Linked DNA regions of Homo sapiens: region 1 is linked to region 2. A link is a loop called in an ENCODE intact Hi-C map of the cell type or tissue named here. Cell type or tissue: right lobe of liver. All regions are shown on one strand. Each heading gives the region's core, and the rest is flanking DNA. Links, peaks and the distances in the headings are about the cores only. Region 1 has its middle 7.4 kb from the start of CHST3. Region 2 overlaps SPOCK2 (SPARC (osteonectin), cwcv and kazal like domains proteoglycan 2).

Region 1 (9,586 bases), core at 2,644-5,143, 100 kb before region 2:
TCTGTTATAAGAATTTGGGGGACATCTGCGGCCTTTTCTGGAAAGGTAGGAAATGCTTCTACCCACCCAGAGAAGGTATCTATAAGAGTAAGAAGAAATTTTGTCCTCTTGACGGGAGGCATGTGGGTGAAGTCTACTTGCCAGTCCTGCCCTGGGAGTGTTCCTCTGAGCTGATGTGTAGGAATAGGGGGAGAGCGGAGGGCCCCTTGGGAGGAAGTAACACAGCATATATGACAGTTTAAGGTTATGTCTTTTAGTGACGTGAATAGAAGGGGAGAGGAGAAATAAGGGCGATGGAGTAGGTACAGGGGTGCTCACCAATATGGAAGGATTGGTGAAGAGATGTCAGAATTTCTTTGGTTTGCTCTTGGGGGAGGATGAGCTTTTGATTTTTGACTATCCAGTCCCTTGAAAGGAGGCTCCTTGCTGTAGTAGCGAAGCTTTCTCAGTGAGAGAGTACTTGGGTTGGATTGCTGAGATAATGAGGAGGAGAGGGGGAGGGGCAGAAGAAAGGGAGGATTCTTTTGCTGCCTCATTGGCCTTTCTGTTCCCTCTTGAGATTTCATCTGATCCTGTTTGATGTCCTCGACAGTGTATAACTCCTGCTTTCGCTGGGAGGTGTGCAACCTGAAGGAGTTGGTAAATAAGGGGGCTGTTAGTGATGGGGGTTCCTTTGGCAGTAAGGAATCCTCTCTCTTGCCAGATGGAGGTGTGGGAATGACGAATGTGATAGGCATATTTGGAGTCTGTATAAATGTTGACTCATTTGCCTTTGGAAAGGGTTAGAGCCCTGGTGAGAGCTATGAGTTCTGCCTTTTGGGAGGAGGTTCCTGGGGGTAGGGGCTTGGCTTCAATTACTTGTCAAGGGAAACAAATGTATATCCAGCAATTTTGGGGGAGCTGGTGGGCCCAGAAGAGGAGCCATCTATGAATAGTTGTTCATCAAGGCTGGTGAGAGACTCGGAGGAAATGTTTGGGAAATGTAGCTGTACATGGTCCAGAATGTCAGTGCAAGAATGAGTAGGAGGGGAAGAGAATACAGGGAGTAAGGATGCTGGGTTCAGGGGAGCACTTTTGGCAAGACTGGATTCGGGATTTTCGATAAAGAGGGCATGGAGTAATTGAATCCAGGAAGGAGGAAGGGAGCTTAGTGCTCGGGAGGAGAGGCGATCTTGTAGATTATGAGGACTGTGGATGGTGGTATTCTGGCTGAAAGTTAGTTTCCTGCTTTCTAGAGCTAAAACGGTAACTGCTGCTAGTGCTTTAAGGCAGGTTGGCCACCCTTTGACTGTGTTATCTAGTTGTTTAGAGAGGTAAGCTACAGGGGCAAAGGAAGGATTTCCTTTCTGTTGTGCTAAGACACCGAGGGCTATTCCTTGGCTTTCGGCAGTATAGAGAGTGAAAGGTTGGGAGATATCAGGTAAGGACAGAGCTGATGCAGTGACAAGAGCAGTTTGGAGTTTGCGAAAGCTGGGGTGTATGTTATGTGTGGGGTTTAGGGGTTCATTGAGAGGGCCTTTGGCCACTTCATAGAGGACATCAACTAGGAGGACAAAGTTGGAAATCCATATTCTGAAGAAGCCTGCTAGCCCTAGGAAGGAAAGGATTTCGCTTTTGGAGGAGGATGGGGGTAGATTATCTATTAATGCTGCCCCAGCTGGAGTCATAACCCAGGCCCCAGGGGAAAGTTGAATTCCTAAGTAGGTCACCATGGAGGTGGAGAGTTAGTTGGGCCTTGGAGGGGGAGACCCTATACCTTTTGATAGTGAGAAAGTTTAAGAGAGTGGCCGTGTGAATTTGAGAGTCTCTTAGAGAGAGGCTGCAAAGAAGAAGGTCTTCCACGTATTAAACAAGAAGACTGGGAGACAGGTTTAAGGAGGTGAGGCCTCAGACTAGAGCTTGTCGGAAGAAATGAGGGCTATCCCTGAAGCCCTGAGGAAGGACAGTCCATGTGAGTTGTTGTAACTGGAGGGTGTCAGGGTCAGTCCAGGTGAAATCAAATAGGTTTGGGGCATCAGGGTGTAGGGGAATGGTAAAGAAGGCATCCTTCAGGTCAATTGTGGTGTAGTGGGTGGTGTTGGTGGGGACAAGAGAGAGAAGTGTATAGGGGCTAGGGACTATGGGATGGATAGGGAGGACAGCCTGATTGATGGCTCAGAGGTCCTGAACGAGTTGGTATGAGCCATCAGATTTTTTTTTTCTTTTGAGACAAAGTCTTGCTCTGTCACCCAGGCTGGAGTGCAGTGATGTGATCTTGGCTCACTGCAACCTCCACCTCCCCGGTTAAAGCAATTCTCCTGCCTCAGCCTCCTGAGTAGCTGGGATTACAGGTGCATGCCACCATGCCTGGCTAATTTTTTTCTATTTTTAGTAGAGACGGGGTTTCACCATGTTGGCCAGACTGGTCTCGAACTCCTGTCCTCAGGCAATCCACCTGCCTTGGCCTCCCAAAGTGCTGGGATTACAGGCGTGAGCCACTGCGCCTGGCCCAGAGCCATCATATTTTTTAACAGGGAGGATGGGGGTGTTATATGGAGAGTGTGTCGGTCTAAGAAGAGTGCATAAGCAGAGCTTGTTTATGATGGGTTGTAGGCCTTTTTGGTGAGTTAGGCAGATTGGGTATTGGCGAACATTGAGAAATTTGGAGGGGTCTTTTAACTGGATTTTGATGGGGTCATGGTGAGCAGCTATGGAAGGGATGGTGGTGTCCCACACTACTGGGTTAAAGAGAGAGGCGGGAAGTGGTACTGGGGAGAGGGATCAGAGGCTGGACTAGTGGAGAGGAGCAGGAGGGACTCTGCTTGAGGGGAGCAGGAAAAGGTGATAGAAGCTTTGAATTTGGCTAAAAGGTCTTGGCCTAGAATGGGGGTGGGGCAACGAGGCATGATAAGGAAAGAGTGTGAGAAAACGGTATCAAACAGGGAACAAGTAGGAGGTCTGCTGGTGCATGGACGTCAGATGAGTCCATCAACCCCCACAACTAAGACTTGATGTTGGTAGAGTTGCTGAGGCAGGACTGGCTTGTCTGTCATAATATAAAAGAGTATTGGAAGATGTCCGGGGTCCGGGTCTAAAACCCCTTGTGGCCTTTGGAACACCAAGCTCTGTGCCAAAGGGTGGAAGGCTGCCCTGCCGCACCACAAATTTAAGCCCAGGGCATAAAACTCCTCATGACTTGGATGGAATCCAGGGCTCAGGGCATACAACCCCTCGTAGCCTCTGGAATGTGCACAGACTTGTTGGTTGCTCTCCCAGGCTCATAAACATGTTCTCCATTATCTCAAGCAGCAGAGCATATTCATATGTGTCAAAGAAAATGCTAAAGTGTCACAGCTACGCTTGATGCACCGCTACCTTTCTACCCCCATATCCGCATGTCCTCACCACCTGCTTCTTTGTTTGATCACCAATAAATAGTGTGGGTTCCCAGAGCTCGGGTGCTTCACAGCCTCCATACCAGCATTGGCCCCCTGGACCCACCTTATGCACTCTTAACTTGTCTTTTCTCATTCATTTGACTCTGCCAGACTTCGTAGCCCCCATGGCCTAGTGTTGGGTCTGATCACCCTAACATTTCTGGCGCCCAACATGGGGCTATGAAGACCCTGGTGAAGGAACACTAGAGCATGTGGAAGCAGAGGACACATTGTCAGAGGACACCCGAGGATGACTGAAAGAAGCTCGGCAGGTAAGCTGGGCACTCGTAAGAACCAGGGTAACAATGGGACAGAATGAAAGTAAACATTCTGCTTATTTACATTTCTTTTTTTTGTGTGTGGGTGGCAAGCCACCCAGGCGCCAAGGCAAGAGACTGAAGGCACAAGCTTGTTACAGTATAATAAAGAAAATACTTAAAATAAGAATAGTTATATTAGACGTAGAATATAGACACGATTATATATGAATATTATCAATCATTAGTTTGTAGCATTACTCTTTATTCCAATATTATAATAATCTCTGTTTTACAATTATAACCTAGGAAAAACCAGGCCATACAGAGATAGGAGCTGAAGGGACATGGTGAGAAGTGACCAGAAGACAAGAATGCGAGCCCTCTGTCACGCCCAGACAGGGCCACTAGAGGGCTCCTTGGTCTAGCGGTAGTACCAGTGCCTGGGAAGGCACCCGTTACTTAGCAGACGGGGAAAGGGAGTCTCCCCTTCCCTGGGGGAGTTAGAGAAGACTCTGCTCCACCACCTCTTGTGAAAGGCCTGACATCAGTTAAGCCCACCCACAGCCATCCAGAGGCCTAAACGTCTCCCTGTGATGCTGTGCTTCAGCGGTCACGCTCCTTGTCCACTTTCATGTTCAGCCCTGTACACCTGGCTCTGCCTTCTAGATAGCAGTAGCAGAATTAGTGAGAATATTAAAGTCTTTGATCTCTCCAAGAAATTCATAGAAGAAATAATGGCATAAGCTGTCCCCTCTCTCTCTCTCTGCCTCAGCTGCCAAACAGGGAAGGGCTCCCTGTCTGGTGGACATGTGACTCACATGACCTTACCTATCATTGGAAATGACTCACATTCCTTACCCTGCCCCCTTGCCTTGTATACAATAAATAACAGCACAGCCAGGCATTCGGGGCCACTACCGGTCTCCACATTTTGGTGGTAGTGGTCACCCGGGCCCAGCTGTCTTTTCTTCTATCTCTTTGTCTTGTGTCTTTATTTCTATGATCTCTCGTCTCCGCACACAAGGAGAAAAACCTACAGGCCCTGTAGGGCTGATCCCTACATTTTTTGAGACAGAGCCTTGCTCTGTCACCCAGGCTGCAGTACTGTGGCACGATCTCGGCTCAGTGCAATCTCTGCCTCCCGAGTTCACGCCATTCTCCCACCTCAGCCTCCCGAGTAGCTGGGACTACAGGCATGTGCCACCATGCCCAGCTAATTTTTTGTATTTTTAATAGAGACAGGGTTTCACCGTGTTAGCCAGGAATGTCTCGATCTCCTGACCTTGTGATATGCCTGCCTTGGCCTCCCAAAGTGCTGGGATTACAGGCGTGAGCCACCACTCCCGGCCTTAGTTATTTAAATTTCTTAAGGCATTTATTATGGAAAGGGGGAGTGAAAGTTAGTACTCAGAATTTATTAACACTCTTTAGTACAGTAGAGCAGTTTGCCCATGGTTCCCAGAACAAGGGACAATGGGGTTGGATGAATGGGAAAGAATTGGCAGAGATTTTAAAAAGGTGCATAAAGAAGGAGCCAAAATTCCAGTTTCTGTTTGGTCAGTGTGAGCATTGATAAAGGCAGCTCTTGAGCCATTTCAAACAATGACAAGACAGATTCAGATGAGGAAGAGGCAGACAAGTGTAAAAAATTAACTTCAGATTCTGAATGTGAGGAACAGGAACCAGAGGAAATTAAATAAAAGAGAGGGAAACTGAAAAAGGTACATTTCACTAGCCTGTCGGTTCCACCTGCTGAATTAAGTGAATGGCCACCTCCTCCCTCTCCCCTTAATGGACAAGAACATGAACTAGCTAAAAAACTAAAAAACTGCTCCTGTAGTTGCAACATTAAAACCTGGAGCTATTGGTGGCGCTATACAAAATTCTATTCAAAAGGCTAGAGCCGAGGGAGACCTTGAAGTATGGCAATTTCCAGTTACTATAACCCAGCAAGGAGGGCAGAATATAGCTAATTGGGCCACTTTTCCTTTTAAGTTGTTAAAGGAATTCAAGCGGAAGCCATTAGTCAATATGGGCCAAATTCTCCTTTTGTACAAACTTTACTAAAAAATGTGGCTCTTGATAATAGATTAATACCATATGACTGGGATACTTTAACAAAACCTGTTCTCACTCCGTCCCAGTACATGCAGTTTAAAACTTGGTGGGCCGATGAAGCTCAAACTCAAGCAAGAGAAAACACACAAGCACAGCCGCCTGTGCCTGTTTCCTTTGAACAGTTAATGGGGTTGGGCCCTAATTGGGGCCGACTAGACAATCAAGCAGTAATGAAAAACGTTGCCATTGTTCAGTTACACACTGTGTGTTTATGGGCATGGAAAAAAAATAAATGTTATGGGGAAAAAATATCCTTCTTTCAGTTCTGTCTGACAAGGACCTAAAGAATCATATACTGACTTTATTGCTCGGCTCCAAGAGGCTGTGCGTAAAGCCATAACTGATGAAATAGCTCAAGATGTGGTAATACAACTCCTTGCATATGATAATGCCAATACAGAGTGTCAAAATGCTATTAGACCTATGAGAGGGAAGGCTCATTTGGCTGAATATATTAAGGCTTCTGATGGCATTGGAGGTAACTTAAATAAGGCTACTCTTTTAGCCCAAGCTATGGCTGGACTAAAGGTGGGAAAAAATATGCCCCGTTTCTCAGGCTCTTGTTTTAATTGTGGGCAATTTGGACACACAAAAAAGGAATGTAGAAAAGAAAATCAAAAGGCAAAAACTATTACCATCAATCAACAGAAAAGTCCTGGCGTATGCCCCTGATGTAAGAAGGGCAATCACTGGGCAAATCGGTGTCATTCTAAATTTAGCAAAGATGGGCAACCTTTTTTTGGGAAACGGGAAGAGGGGCCCACCTCGGGCCCCTCAACAAACCAAGGTATATCTGGCACATTCAGTGCCCTTACAAATGTACAACAGTTGTCCCCTGCCACAGCAGGCAGTGTTGCTGTAGATCTTTGCAGCACAGTTCCCATTTCCCTACTTCCTGGGGAGCCACCAAAGAAGGTCCCCATGGGAGTCAGGGGCCCTTTACCCTCAGAACAGTTGGTCTATTGCTAGGAAGGTCTAGTTTAAATTTTAGAGGTGTCACTATGCATGTAGGAATAATTGATTCTGATTATACCAGAGAGATTCAATTAGTTGCTAGTTCCTCAATTCCATGGTCTGCTTCCTCAGGAGAAAGAATCGCTCAGTTGTTACTGTTACCTTATGCAAAACTGGGACGCAGCATAGTAAAAAGAATGGGAGGCTTTGGTAGTATGAATCCAGCAGGAAAAGCTGTATATTGGGTTAATCAAGTGTCTGATAAGAGACCTATTTGTACAGTAACCATTCAAGGAAAGAACTTTGAAGGGCTAGTAGATAACTGGAGCTGATGTTTCTATATTGGTTTGAATCAATGGCCCCAGCATTGGCCTAAGCAAAAGGCATCCATTGGTATTGTTGGAGTAGGGGCTGCCTCAGAAGTTTTTCAAAGTTCTTTAATTTTGCCATGCCAAGGGCCAGATGGCCAAGAAGGGACAATTCAACCTATTACACCTATTCCTGTCGATCTATGGGGTAGAGACTTATTACAACAATGGGGTGCTGAAATACCTATTCCTATTGATCAGTATAGTATTAACGGTAAACAAATGATGAGAAAAATGGGATATCTCCCAGGGAAGGGACTAGGAAAAAATGAAAATGGCCAACCAGAACATTTAGAACTAAAAGGACAAACAGATCAAACTGGATTAGGGTATCATTTTTAGGAACGGCCATTGCTGAGCCTCCGGCTCCCATTCCTCTTGTTTGGTTAACTGCTAAACCAGTTTGGGTGGAGCAATGGCCACTGAAACAGGAAAAACTGGAGGCTTTAAAATAATTGGTACAGAAACAATTACAAAAGGGACACACAGAGCCTACTCTCTCTCCTTGGAATTCTCCTGTGTTTGTTATTAAGAAAAAATCCCAGAAATGGAGAATGTTAACAGATTTGAGGGCCGTTAATGCTGTCATTCTACCCATGGGTGCACTGCAACCAGAGCTGCCCTCCCCAACTATGATTCCTAAATCCTGGCCTCTAATAGTGATAAATTTAAAAGATTGCTTCTTTACCATTCCTTTAGCTACCCAAGATTAGGAAAAATTTGCTTTTACTGTTCCCGCTATAAATAACAAAGAACCAGCAGACAAATACCATTGGAAAGTATTACTATTTGTCAAACTTATGTCAGAAAAGGTATTAAGCCAGCTAGAGAACAATTCAATAAATGTTATATTATCCATTACATGGATGATATTTTATGTGCAGCTGAAACTAGGGAGGAAAAGGCTGTAACAGCAGCAAGGTTAATCATAGCCCCTGATAAAATCCAAACTTCTACTCCCTTTCAGTATTTAGGAATGAAAGTAGAACAAAGTACTATTAAGCCTCAAAACATTCAAATTAGAAGAGATAATTTAAAACCTCTAATGATTTTCAAAAATTATTAGGAGACATTAATTGGATTCATCCCACTTTAGGCAGTCCTACTTATGTTATGTCTCACCTCTTTTCTACCTTACGAGGTGATTCTAACTTAAACAGTAAACACTCCCTGTCCAAGGAGGCATTAGAGAAACTTCAATTAATTGAAGAAAAATTTCCACAGGCACAAGTGACTCGAGTTGACCCATTGCAGTCATTACAGTTTTTAGTTTTTCCTACTAAACATTCACGTACAGGAATTATTGTTCAACAGAATGATCTGGTTGAGCGGCTTTTTGTACCTCACAATACAACCAAAACGCTTACTCTGTACTTAGATCAAGTTGCTGTATTAATGTAGTGTGCAAGGCTGTGCACAACAAAGTTAATGGGATATGATCCAAATCAAATTATACTTCCATTAAACAAACAACAAATTCAGCAAGCTTATATTAATTCCCAGGAATGGCAAATTAATTTGGCAGGTTTTATTGGCATTCTTGGTAATCATTATCCTAAATCCAAAATATTCCAATTTCTTAAATTAATATCATGGATATTGCCTTCCATTACTCAAAAAGCCCCTATTGAAGGGGCCATTACTGTTTTTACTGATGGATCTAGTAATGGAAAGGCCTCATTTGTGGGACCTCAACAACAAGTTTTTCAAACTGACTTTGCTTCTGCTCAAAATGCTGAACTTATGGCTGTGATAACAGTGTTAAAAACTTTTAAACAGCCAATAAACACTGTTTCTGATTCAGCCTATGTAGTGCAAGCCACACAAAATATTGAATGTGCCTTAATTCAAAATGTGACTAATGACCAACTTAATCTTTTATTTCATTCTTTACAGCAAGCAGTACAACAAAGGCATTCCCCTTTCTATGTCACTCATATGAGAGTGACATAGCCCTTTAAATTTAATCAAAGGGTGGATAATTATATGGGGAATAGGATTTGCTTGTGTCTCTCAGGTAACAATCAGGTGCCTGTATGAGTGCCCACCAAACATCTGAAAATCTATCATGAGCTACAGCAGGAAGAGAGGACTCTGGGAAGAGTCCTCTGAAGAGTCCAGAGACGTGGTTTCACGGTGTTAGCCAGGATGGTCTCGATTTCCTGACCTCGTGATCCGCCCACCTCGACCTCCCAAAGTTTTGGGATTACAGGTGTGAGCCATAGCGCCTGGCCATTACCCGGCAGCTTTGTTAAGGCCTGCAATGAGGCAAGTAATCATATAGTTACAGACGCCCAGCTGGGGTCTGTGGGTTGGTACTCCCAGGAAGGCTCTTCCTGGGGAACAGCAGTGGCTCCTATGGGCTTAGCAGGATCTTGCCCATGAAGATCGTCAGTGTGTGCCTGTGCTACAAGCCACACTCTTTCCTTCTCTTCTGGAAGGAGAGTATAGAAGAGAGGATAATGTAGAG
Region 2 (9,586 bases), core at 4,690-7,189:
GCAATGAGCTTAGTTGGATGAAGTTATGTGGCCAAGTGGGGTCAGTAGGTTGAAATGAAACAGCAGAGTCTAAATCTTTACAAAATCCTGGGTCCCCAAGCATGCTAAATAAAGAATTTGACATTTACACACCTCCCCAGGGGTTTTCCTTCAAGCTATTTCACTCACCTCTTGTATAGAGAGGGCTGTTGGTTTTGTGTCTTTCCAGGGTCCCTTCCCCTGGTAATAGACCCATGCCCTGGAGGCAAGCATGGGCACATGACTGGCCCAGACCTGGCCAATCACTGCATTCCATCCACCTGGCAACAGTAACGGATCCAATCAGGGTCCTTCCCTGGGATTAATATGCAGATTTCGGGTGCAACCAGCTCTCTCTGTCTGCTGGGGCAGTCTTGTTCCCTGCTACATGGAGACAGCCCATCAGGAGTCAGACAGAATGAGGCCAACAGGTGAAAAGAAACAGTAAAGCAAAGACGGTCAGCATGGAGGAGCCCTGGGGTGCTGAACTCACAGTTGCCATCCCCAAAGACCTGGTTCCTCAAATTCTTCCTTCAATTCCAAGACTTGCTGCAGGATCCCCATCTTCTGTGAGAGCCAATACATTATTTCTCTGTCTAAGCCAGTCAGAGTTAGGTAGGTGTCTGTCACTTGCAACCAAAGGCTCTTGGCTGGTACAGTCCTGTTTCTAAAACCCTGCCCCTGCTGACCAAGCAACCAGTGAAAGCAAAGGGAGACGGTGCCCATCCTGGCAGCAGCCCTCTCTCCGGTTCAGACAGGTCACTCCAGGGCACTTTCTGATGGGTGCTTAGTGCTGAAAAGGGTGACGCTGAAAAAGCACAGGGATGTGAATTGAAGTCAATTATGAATAGGGTAAGAGAAGATAACAAATCAGACTCTCTCCAAAGGACACACATGCCCACCCTCAGTCATTCCTTTGGATTACAGTTCTCTTTGAAATATAAGCTGGGACAAAAGTTCAAGAGGCAGAAAGTAGGCCAATTTGCCAAAATACCAAAATACCTTAGATGCAGCCACCAAATTTACTGGTGCAAATTTTGTAAATCAAAATTACTAAAAACTTGTTTTTTTAACTAAATATAACATTTTCAGAAATTCATGTAAAGTGTTGACATTTTGGTTTCCAACAAGAAGCAGCTGGGATATGTTGGCTTGGAAAAAATTTACAGAAAGATTCTAAAGGGAAAAGTAAAATTGTTTAAAGTAACTGAAGAGAAATGAATCTCCAACGGTGAGAAAAAGTACTAAGAGTGCTCTTAGATGTTTTATTTTATTTTATTTTTTATTTATTTATTTTTTGTGACAGGGTCTTGCTCTGTCACCCAGGCTGTAGTGCAGTGGCACAATCTCGGCTCACTGCAACCTCCACCTCCAGGGTTCAAGCAATTATCTTGCCTCAGCCTCCCAAGTAGTAGGGACTACAGGCCCATGCCACCACTCCCAGCTAATTTTTTGTATATTTTTGGTAGAGATGGGGTTTCACCACGTTGGCCAGGCTGGTAGATGTTTTAGACATGGATGATATTCAAATGACAAGTAGAGAAGGTAGCCTAAGGGTGATGTCAGGGCTGAATTGGGTCAAGATCATTCATTCATGCATTCATTTCAATGTATGTCCTGGTTACCCACGAGGCCCAGGCCTCAAGGATACAGATGTGACAAGACATGCCAAAGAACTTGGCAGGAAGCGCTTCAGGGAGTCAAGAAGATGCAACCCAGTTCTATATCCTTATAGATATATCGTATATCTAGCCCAGGGCAGGGTAGAGGCCTGTGCAAGGCCATCAAGGAGCAGAGGCAGCCTAGTTCTCTCTGCCTGCGGAGGTCAGGGAAGTCATGACATTTGAGCTGGGTTAATTTTTTTTTTTTTTTTTGAGACGGAATCTTACTCTGTCACCCAAGCTGGAGTGCAGTGGCGCTATCTCAGTCCACTGCAGCCTCTGCCTCCTGGGTCCAAGCGATTCTCCTGCCTCAGCCTCCTGAGTAGCTGGGATTACAGGCACCTGCCACCATGCCAGGCTAATGTTCTTGTATTTTTAGTAGAGATGGGGTTTCGCCATGTTGCCCAGGCTGGTATTGAATCAAGCGATCCACCTGCCTCAGCCTCCCAAAGTGTTGGGATTACAGGCATGAGCCACCACACCAGGCCAGTTTTATTTTTTTTTTAAGAGAAAGGGTTCCCTATGTTGCCTAGGCTGGTCTTGAACTCCTGGGCTCAAGTGATCCTCCTGCCTCAGCCTCCCAAGTAGCTGAGACTACAGACATGCACCACTGCACCTGGCTTGGCCTGGGTTTTGAAGGATGTGTAGGAAAGTAAAGAAAGGAGTGGTGAACATTTTCAGGCAGTGGGGGCAGCCCTAAGCAAAAGATTGTAAGGCACAGAGGGTAGAGGGAAAAGGGAGGACAATGAGGCTGATGACAAGGGTGAGGACCAATTCTCCAGGCTTTCAAAAGGTGAAGGAACTTGACTTTCACCCTGTGGGTAGTAGGGAGTCATTGAGGGTTTTATGTAGAGGAAAGACCCCACCTCACCCATCTCCATGGTAGTTATGACAAAAGTGGACGAGGAGCGCTAGAAAGGAAGGAGCTAGAAGCCCAGTTTGCCAGCTGCTGCAACTGTCCAAGTGACAGGTGATCAGGGCTAAGCTGGGGAATGCACTCATTCAGCAGGTATTGATGAATCTGTACCCAACTAGAAGGCAGACTTTAGCCTGGACAGTTCAGCCCCAACTATTTCTCCAGTCTTCATTTGAATCCTTTCCTGCCTCCCAGCCATAGCACGCACAAGGTCTGCAGCACCCTCTGCACACGGTGTGCACCCAGCAGACCACCACCATTCCCAGCCCTCCCTACTGTCACACAGGCCCCGTCACCCCTTCACAAAGAGTTTGCAACCCTTGGGAAAGCACCTTCCTGCCCCGAGAAAAATCACACTGAGACACGTGTTCTTGTGTCTTTTTTATTGGACTGTGGGCTTCCTAAGGCAGGCCGGGCACTATTTCCCTCTGTATCCTCTTTTGCACCACCTAACTCAATTTCTCCAAGCCTGATAAGCAAAGAGCCTTGCATACAGCAAGGGTGCAATAAACCCAGCCAAGTGGACATCCCATCTCCAAGGGTCAAGGCCGGATGGTGTAGCTCTAAGGAAGGGGCAGACCAAATGAGCTTTGACATCTCTGGGATTTGATGATCCCAGGATTCTGAATCCAAGAATCTGGGGTTGAACGGGCTCCTTGGAGCCCAGTGTGTGAGCAGAGGGAGAGGACAAGGAACAAAACCAAAGAGATCCAAGTTCAGTGGAGTCCCAAGCCTGCTGGGAACAATGCTGGAGAAGGGGTGCAGGGAGAGAAAGGTAGGAGCCCACGTCTCCCTAGCTGCCCTCTAACTGCTGCAGGATAGGCCGTCACCTGCCCATCAGCAGCTCAGCAAGTGAACAGGCCCTCTCAGCCCTGGCCCAGGGGTCTTGCGTCTCCTGATGGGGGCCCCTCCAGGGTGATCCTGGGGGTCCTGGGGCAACTTCATGTTGAACAGCTGGGCGTTGCCAGGCCCCAGGCTGGCCCTCCAGGACAAGGGGAGTGTTGGAGGACCTGGCTGGAGCTAGCTGCCTGGCAGAGTCAGGGAGGAGGCTGGGGCTGCGGAGGAGGAGAGGTTGCCCCACTGAGCGCAGCCTCTGTTGGTGTCACTGACTGTGATATCGTGATATAAGAAGAAATATGTATTTGGTCTTTGCCCTCAGTTCCTGACCCAGAGCCCAAAACCTTTGTAATTTCCTGAGTGATAGGAACTTCTGACACAGAGCTCTGAAATCCCTTGGAATTTCTGGAGTGATAGGAGCATCTTTTGTTCCAATGAGGTGACTCCTGGGGGGCTCCTGGATACCCTCAGGATAAGGACTGGCTGCCAGGGGAACCAACTACCCCCAACCGCTGGGGAAGGGAGAGGGGCCAAAGGTTGAGGCGATCACCAGTGGCCAGTGATTTCATCAGTCATGCCTACATAATGAAGCCTCCATAGAAACCCAAAAAGACAGGGTTTGGAGAGCTTCCTGACAGCTGAACACATGGAGGTTCCTGGAGGGTGGTGCCCATGGAGGGCATGGAGGCTCCACGTCCCTTCCCACCCACCTCACCCTATGCATCTCTTCCATCGGGCTGTTCATCTGTGTCCTCTGAAATATCCTTCACCATAAATGGGTAAAGGTGTCTCCCTCAGTTCTGCAAGGCTCTAGCAAATTAACTGAACCTGAGGAGGGAGTATGAGAACCCTGATCTGTAGCCCATAGGTCAGAAGCACAGGTCAGAACCTGGGGCTGGTGACGGGCATCTGAGGTGGGGGCAGACTTGTGGGACTGAGCCCTTTTTAAAATTGCTAAATTCATTTTAATTTTTTTTAGACAGGGTCCCACTCTCTTGCCCAGGCTGGAGTGCAGTGGTATAATTATGGCTCACTGCAGCCTTGACCTCCCAGGCTCAAGCAATCCTCCAGCCTCAGCCTCCCAAGTAACTGGGACTGTAGGTGCATGCCACCTCATCTGACTAATTGTTTTGCTTTTTTGTAGAGATTGGGTCTTACTCTGTTGCCCAGACTGGTCTCAAATTCCTGGCCTCAAGACATCCTCCCATTTTGGCCTCCCAGTTCGCCACTGTGCCTGGTGGGACTGAGCCCTGACCTGCACGATGTGTCACTCTCTCCAGGCAGTGTAGGAATTGAATTGAATGTGGGACAGCTAAGTGGTGTCCCCTGGAGAACAACTTGGTGTGTAGAGAAAAATCCCCACACATTTTGGTGACCAAAGGGGAAGTATTGTGTGTTGACAGAGTGAGAGTAGAAGAGAAAAAAATAGTTTCGCTTTTTTTCCCCCTCAGATAGACTATAAAGGAGATTGAGGCCAGGCACGGTGGCTCATGCCTGTAATCCCAGCACTTTGGGAGGCCAAGGCGGGTGGATCACTTGAGGTCAGGAATTCTAGACCAGCCTGGACAACATAGTGAAACCCCATCTATACTAAAAATACAAAAAAAAATTAGCTGGGTATTGTGGTGTGCACCTATAATCCCAGCTACTTGGGAGGCTGAAGCAGGAGAATCGCTTGAACCCGGGAGGCGGAGGTTGCAGTGAGCTGAGATCACGCCATTGCACTCCAGCCTGGGCGACAGAGTGAGACTCTGTCTCAAGAACAAATAAATAAATAAATAAAATTAAAATAAGGAGATTGAGAGGAGATAGTGCAGGGAGGGGCCTCCTTCCCCACCAGCGCCAGGGAAGCAAATATTCCTGGGAGACTTGGAAGGCATCCACCCTCCCCTCTACTGGCATGGCTGGAATCAGAAGAGGATGGGCAGCGGGAGCAGGAGCTTGACCTCAAGGGTCAGCCCAGCTTTCTCTAGAGGCTGACCCATCCCACAGGGGTGCATCAAGGATGCCCACCCTTCCAGAGAAACAGTGGCAGAGTCACACCAAATGTGCAATGTGAGAGAGAGAGAGAGAGAGAGAGAAAGCAAGACAATCCCGAACCTAACAAGACATTTTCTGGACTCGTACCTGTGCATGTTTTTTGTTTTTTTGTTTGTTTGTTTGTTTGCCTGTGCACGTTTTCACAGACTCACAACACTGGACAACTGAGTCCAATCCCCTCATCTTACAGATGGGGAAACTGAGGCCCATGGAGAGGTGCTGACCCAAGTTCAGAAGCAGGTCCTGGAAGAATCTCCATGTCTTACCTTCTTCTGTACTTCCCCAGTACCCACGCTCCCATCCACATTCAACCATGACTTACTGATGAAAACACAGGATTTTCCACCTTGGGCATTATCTCAGTGCGGGAGGCATGCCAGGAGTGGCTACAGCCCTGGGCAGCTGAACTTGCAGTGAGCCAGGCCTGGAGCAACACCAAGGCTCCACCACACACCCCTGCCTGAGCCAAGGTCAGCCCTGGGAAACAGAGTCTTCTCATCCATAAATGGGTCTGAGTGGCTGGTGATCCCTGCCTCGTGGAGTTGCTGAGGGGATTCAACAGCAGACGCAGCCTGGACTGGCTCACGCTTGTGATCCCAGCACTTTGGGAGGCTGAGCCCAGGAGTTCGAGACCAGCCTGGGCAACATAGCAAGACCCCCATCTCTACAAAAAGTTTAACAATTAGCTGGGCATGGTAGCACACACCTGTAGTTCCAGCTACTAGGGAGGCTGAGGTGGGAGGATTACTTGTGCCCAGAAGTCTGAGGTTACTGTGAGCTATGATCTCACCACTGCACTCCAGCCTAGGTAACAGAGTGAGAAACCTTCTCTGAATAATAATAATAATAATAATAATAATAATAATAATAATAATGTAAAGGACATAGGGCATTGAAGGGAACATAGAAATGTTTGTTTTTTCCTCTCCTCTCCCTCACCTATTTTGCTCAAAATATAAAAAGTTCTGGTTTTTGTTTGTTTTTGGTCAAATACACCCCCTCACCTCTCTGAGCTCTCCACAAAGGTGGCGGGTGGGAGGGAAATGCTGCCTGTAGGACTCTGTGTGCAGTCTGGGTTTTTTCTTTCAGATTTGTTCCCAGGACCCAGTTATTCACCGGAGAGAAGTCAATACATAGACCCTGTTCCCAGGAGGCTAAATGCTGAGGGAAAGCAAGGTGCCAGGATGCGGTGGGCACATGGGGAGGCCTGGTTGAGGACGGTGCTGTGCCCAGGGAGGGGGTGGGCAGGGGGTTCCCACGCATCTGGGCTCCAGCAATGGTTTCCCGAACGGCCGCAGCCACGTCTGTACTGCAGGTTGACACCTGGGCCTGTCCCCGGCAATGCTCTGTTTGCTGTTGGGCCAAGGAACCCTGGGAACCCAGGTTGACAGGACATGGTGACAATGGAAGGATTGTTCCAGAAGCCGGGGCCCTGGCTGGCCTCTGGCTTCCCGTCACCTGAGCAAATGTCAATCCGCCAGGTACAAAAGCCAACATTTCCCTGACGGTTGAAGACGCTCATTCAGAAGGCCTCCCCCTCAGCAGGCTGCAGGCTCCTCCTAGCCACTCCGAATCCGAAACCGCTGTTCTCATCACCATCCCTTTCATCCTACATGCTGGGAGCAGCCCCTTGGCAAACCCCATCGCTCCTCACGCCACCTTCCAGAAAGCTCCTGAGCCTCCAAGTCTGAGCTTGCTGGTGGCATTGAGACACAATGAATGGCAGAAAAGCTCCCTTCCTAAGGAGTCGTTCCAGCCAGACGGGCAGAGCGTGCCCTGGCTGCAGGCTGGCACCGGGGGCTTTCGCTGTTTGGAAAGCACGGGGGCTGGTTACCACAGGTGATCCATCCAGCAGATCCTGGCCCAAGGCCACAGTTAGCAAGCTCCAGGGCTAGAGATTAGAGCTCCTGTGCCCAGATTCCATCCCCCTCCACACCGCAAACAATTTGTTAAAAGACACGTCTAGTGAGGGGTTGGCAAGGCCCAAGAGAAGAAAAGTCACAGAATAATGACGACAGTCCCCCAGCTCAGATAATCCCAGAAATAAAAGTAAGACATTTAGGTATTCTTCTGCCACACTGGCCAGGCGTGGTGGCTCATGCTTGTAATCCCAGGACTTTGGGAGGCCAAGGTGGGCAGATCAGCCTGGCCAACAGAGTGAAACCCTGTCTCTACTAAAAATACAGAAATTAGCCGGGTATGGTGGCACACACCTGTAGTCCCAGCTACTTGGGCAGCTGAGGCAGGAGAATCGCTTGAAGTGGGGAGACGGAGGTTGCAGTGAGCCGAGACTGCACCACTGCATTCCAGCCTGAGCAACAGAGCAAGACTGTCTCAAAAAAAATAATAAAAAATAAAAATACATAAAAAAATAGAATCATGGGCCGGGCATGGTGGCTCACGCCTGTAATCCCAGCACTTTGGGAGGCCAGCACGGGAGGATCACTAGAGGTCAGGAGTTCGAGACCAGCCTGGCCAACATGGTGAAACCCCGTCTCTACTTAAAATACAAAATTAGTCAGGCATGGTGGCGGGTGCCTGTAGTCCCAGCTACTTGGGAGACTGAGGCAGGATAATCACTTGAACCTGGGAGGTGGGGTGGCAGTGAGCCAAAATCGTGCCACTGCACTCCAGCCTGGGCGACAAAGCGAGACTCTGTCTCAAAAAAAAATTTAAAAATTAGAATCATAATGCTAACAAGCATGTAAGGGCCCGATACATACTCCACTAGCGGCGCTGTCTCAACTGGTTTTACCTTTCTCACAAGCCGTTTGCTAAGAGGTGGTTGAAGTCTTTGAAAAGCTCATACCCTGGATGAAAATGCTCTGGAGTTGGATTGTGGTGACGGCTGTATGACACTGCGAACGTACTAAATGCCACTGAATTGTACTGTACTGTATTTTTATCTTTTAAGAGATAGTCTCCCTCTGTTGCCCAGGCTGGAATGCAGTGGCACGACCATAGCTCACTGCAGCCTCAACCTCCTAGGCTCAAGCAATCCTTAGCCTCACCCACTGCCCCTCCTTCTCAGCCTAATTTTTTTGTTTTGATAGATACGGGGTCTCACTATGTTGCCTAGGCCAGTCTCAAACTCCTGGGCTCAAGGGATTGTCCTGCCTCAGCCTCCCAAAGTGCTGGGATTATAGGTGTGAGCCACCACGCTCAGCCATAAATGCTGTTTTCGTGAAAAATAATACCAAGGGTAAGAATAATCAGAGTATTGCCAGCAGATGGTGTTTATAAAGTTTTTATTTTCCATTTTCTTAAAAATAACATTTGATTTCCTTTATGCATGTGTGGAGTGTACTTGTTTCCTTAGGCTGAGTAATAGGCAGATAAAGACGACACGAGGCAGGGTCCCCAAGTGGAGGCGGGGCGGGACGTGAGAGGATGGGGGCGCAGGGGAAAGGCAGGGCTGGATGACTCACGGGACTCTTGAGTGCCCATCAACGCACACGCACACAGTCTAACACTTTGTTTTTCAATTTTTTAAAAGACATCTAAAATTACTGAGAGATACAATTTCAGCAGTTAAATCTACAGACGGAAATCCAAGCACTTGAACACAATTCCTAACTCTAAGCTCAGTTATTGCACATCACACAGTTTAAGCAGGCTTCAGGCTGGAAAGCAGTTTGCTCTGCTGGGAACTTCCTCGGGATGTCTGGGTCTCCTTCTGTGGTGTCTCTCCCCTGGGACTGCCGCCAGCCCGCAGCCTCTCGACGACCCCAGGTATCAAAGCTCAGCCATTTGTTCTCCCCAGGGGCTGAGGGCTCGGGCTTTGGTGAAGCAGAGGGTCCCCGTGTTGATGCCAACGGACCCCACCCCCTCCAAAGTGAAGTTGGAAGCAGGTGAAGCTCATGGAAGGCTGAAGGCAGGCGGGCTGGAGTGAAGGGGGGTGACCACCCCCCACGTGTGGGACAACAGGGGGCAGTCAAGATGCCGCCACCCACCACCCCTCCCTTCCAAGCTCCCAGGCCATGCTTCCTTCTCCATCACCCTTGGACCCTCTCTGAGTGGTCTCTCAAGGCACATTTATTTTCTCTGCTGCAACCTACCAGATCTGACATCCACCTCCCCCAGCACCCATGGGCCAAGGAGGCCTGGGGCAGCC

Evidence for each region. Peaks named below come from ENCODE experiments on the same cell type or tissue, not always from the same donor. Only the 100,000 strongest peaks of a DNase experiment are listed, where the experiment ranks them.
Region 1: it touches region 2 in a loop (2.8-fold over the local background); 91 of 110 quality-filtered maps call a loop at or near these places.

The regions. Positions count from the first base shown.
Region 1 is chr10:71,952,185-71,961,770 of GRCh38, forward strand. No RefSeq gene overlaps it. Among named protein-coding and RNA genes, the nearest start is that of CHST3, 7.4 kb to the right of the region's middle. RefSeq lists silencers at 3,306-3,521, 3,986-4,095, 4,543-4,762. In right lobe of liver, for the core only: CTCF peaks have their summits at 4,069 (motif pointing right) and 4,274; DNase peaks (open chromatin) are centred at 4,097 and 4,500.
Region 2 is chr10:72,050,331-72,059,916 of GRCh38, forward strand. SPOCK2 (SPARC (osteonectin), cwcv and kazal like domains proteoglycan 2) reads right to left here. Exons shown (of 11, transcript NM_001244950.2): 11 at 8,704-9,586. Among named protein-coding and RNA genes, the nearest start is that of SPOCK2, 33 kb to the right of the region's middle. In right lobe of liver, for the core only: no CTCF peak of the experiment used is centred there; a DNase peak (open chromatin) is centred at 5,881.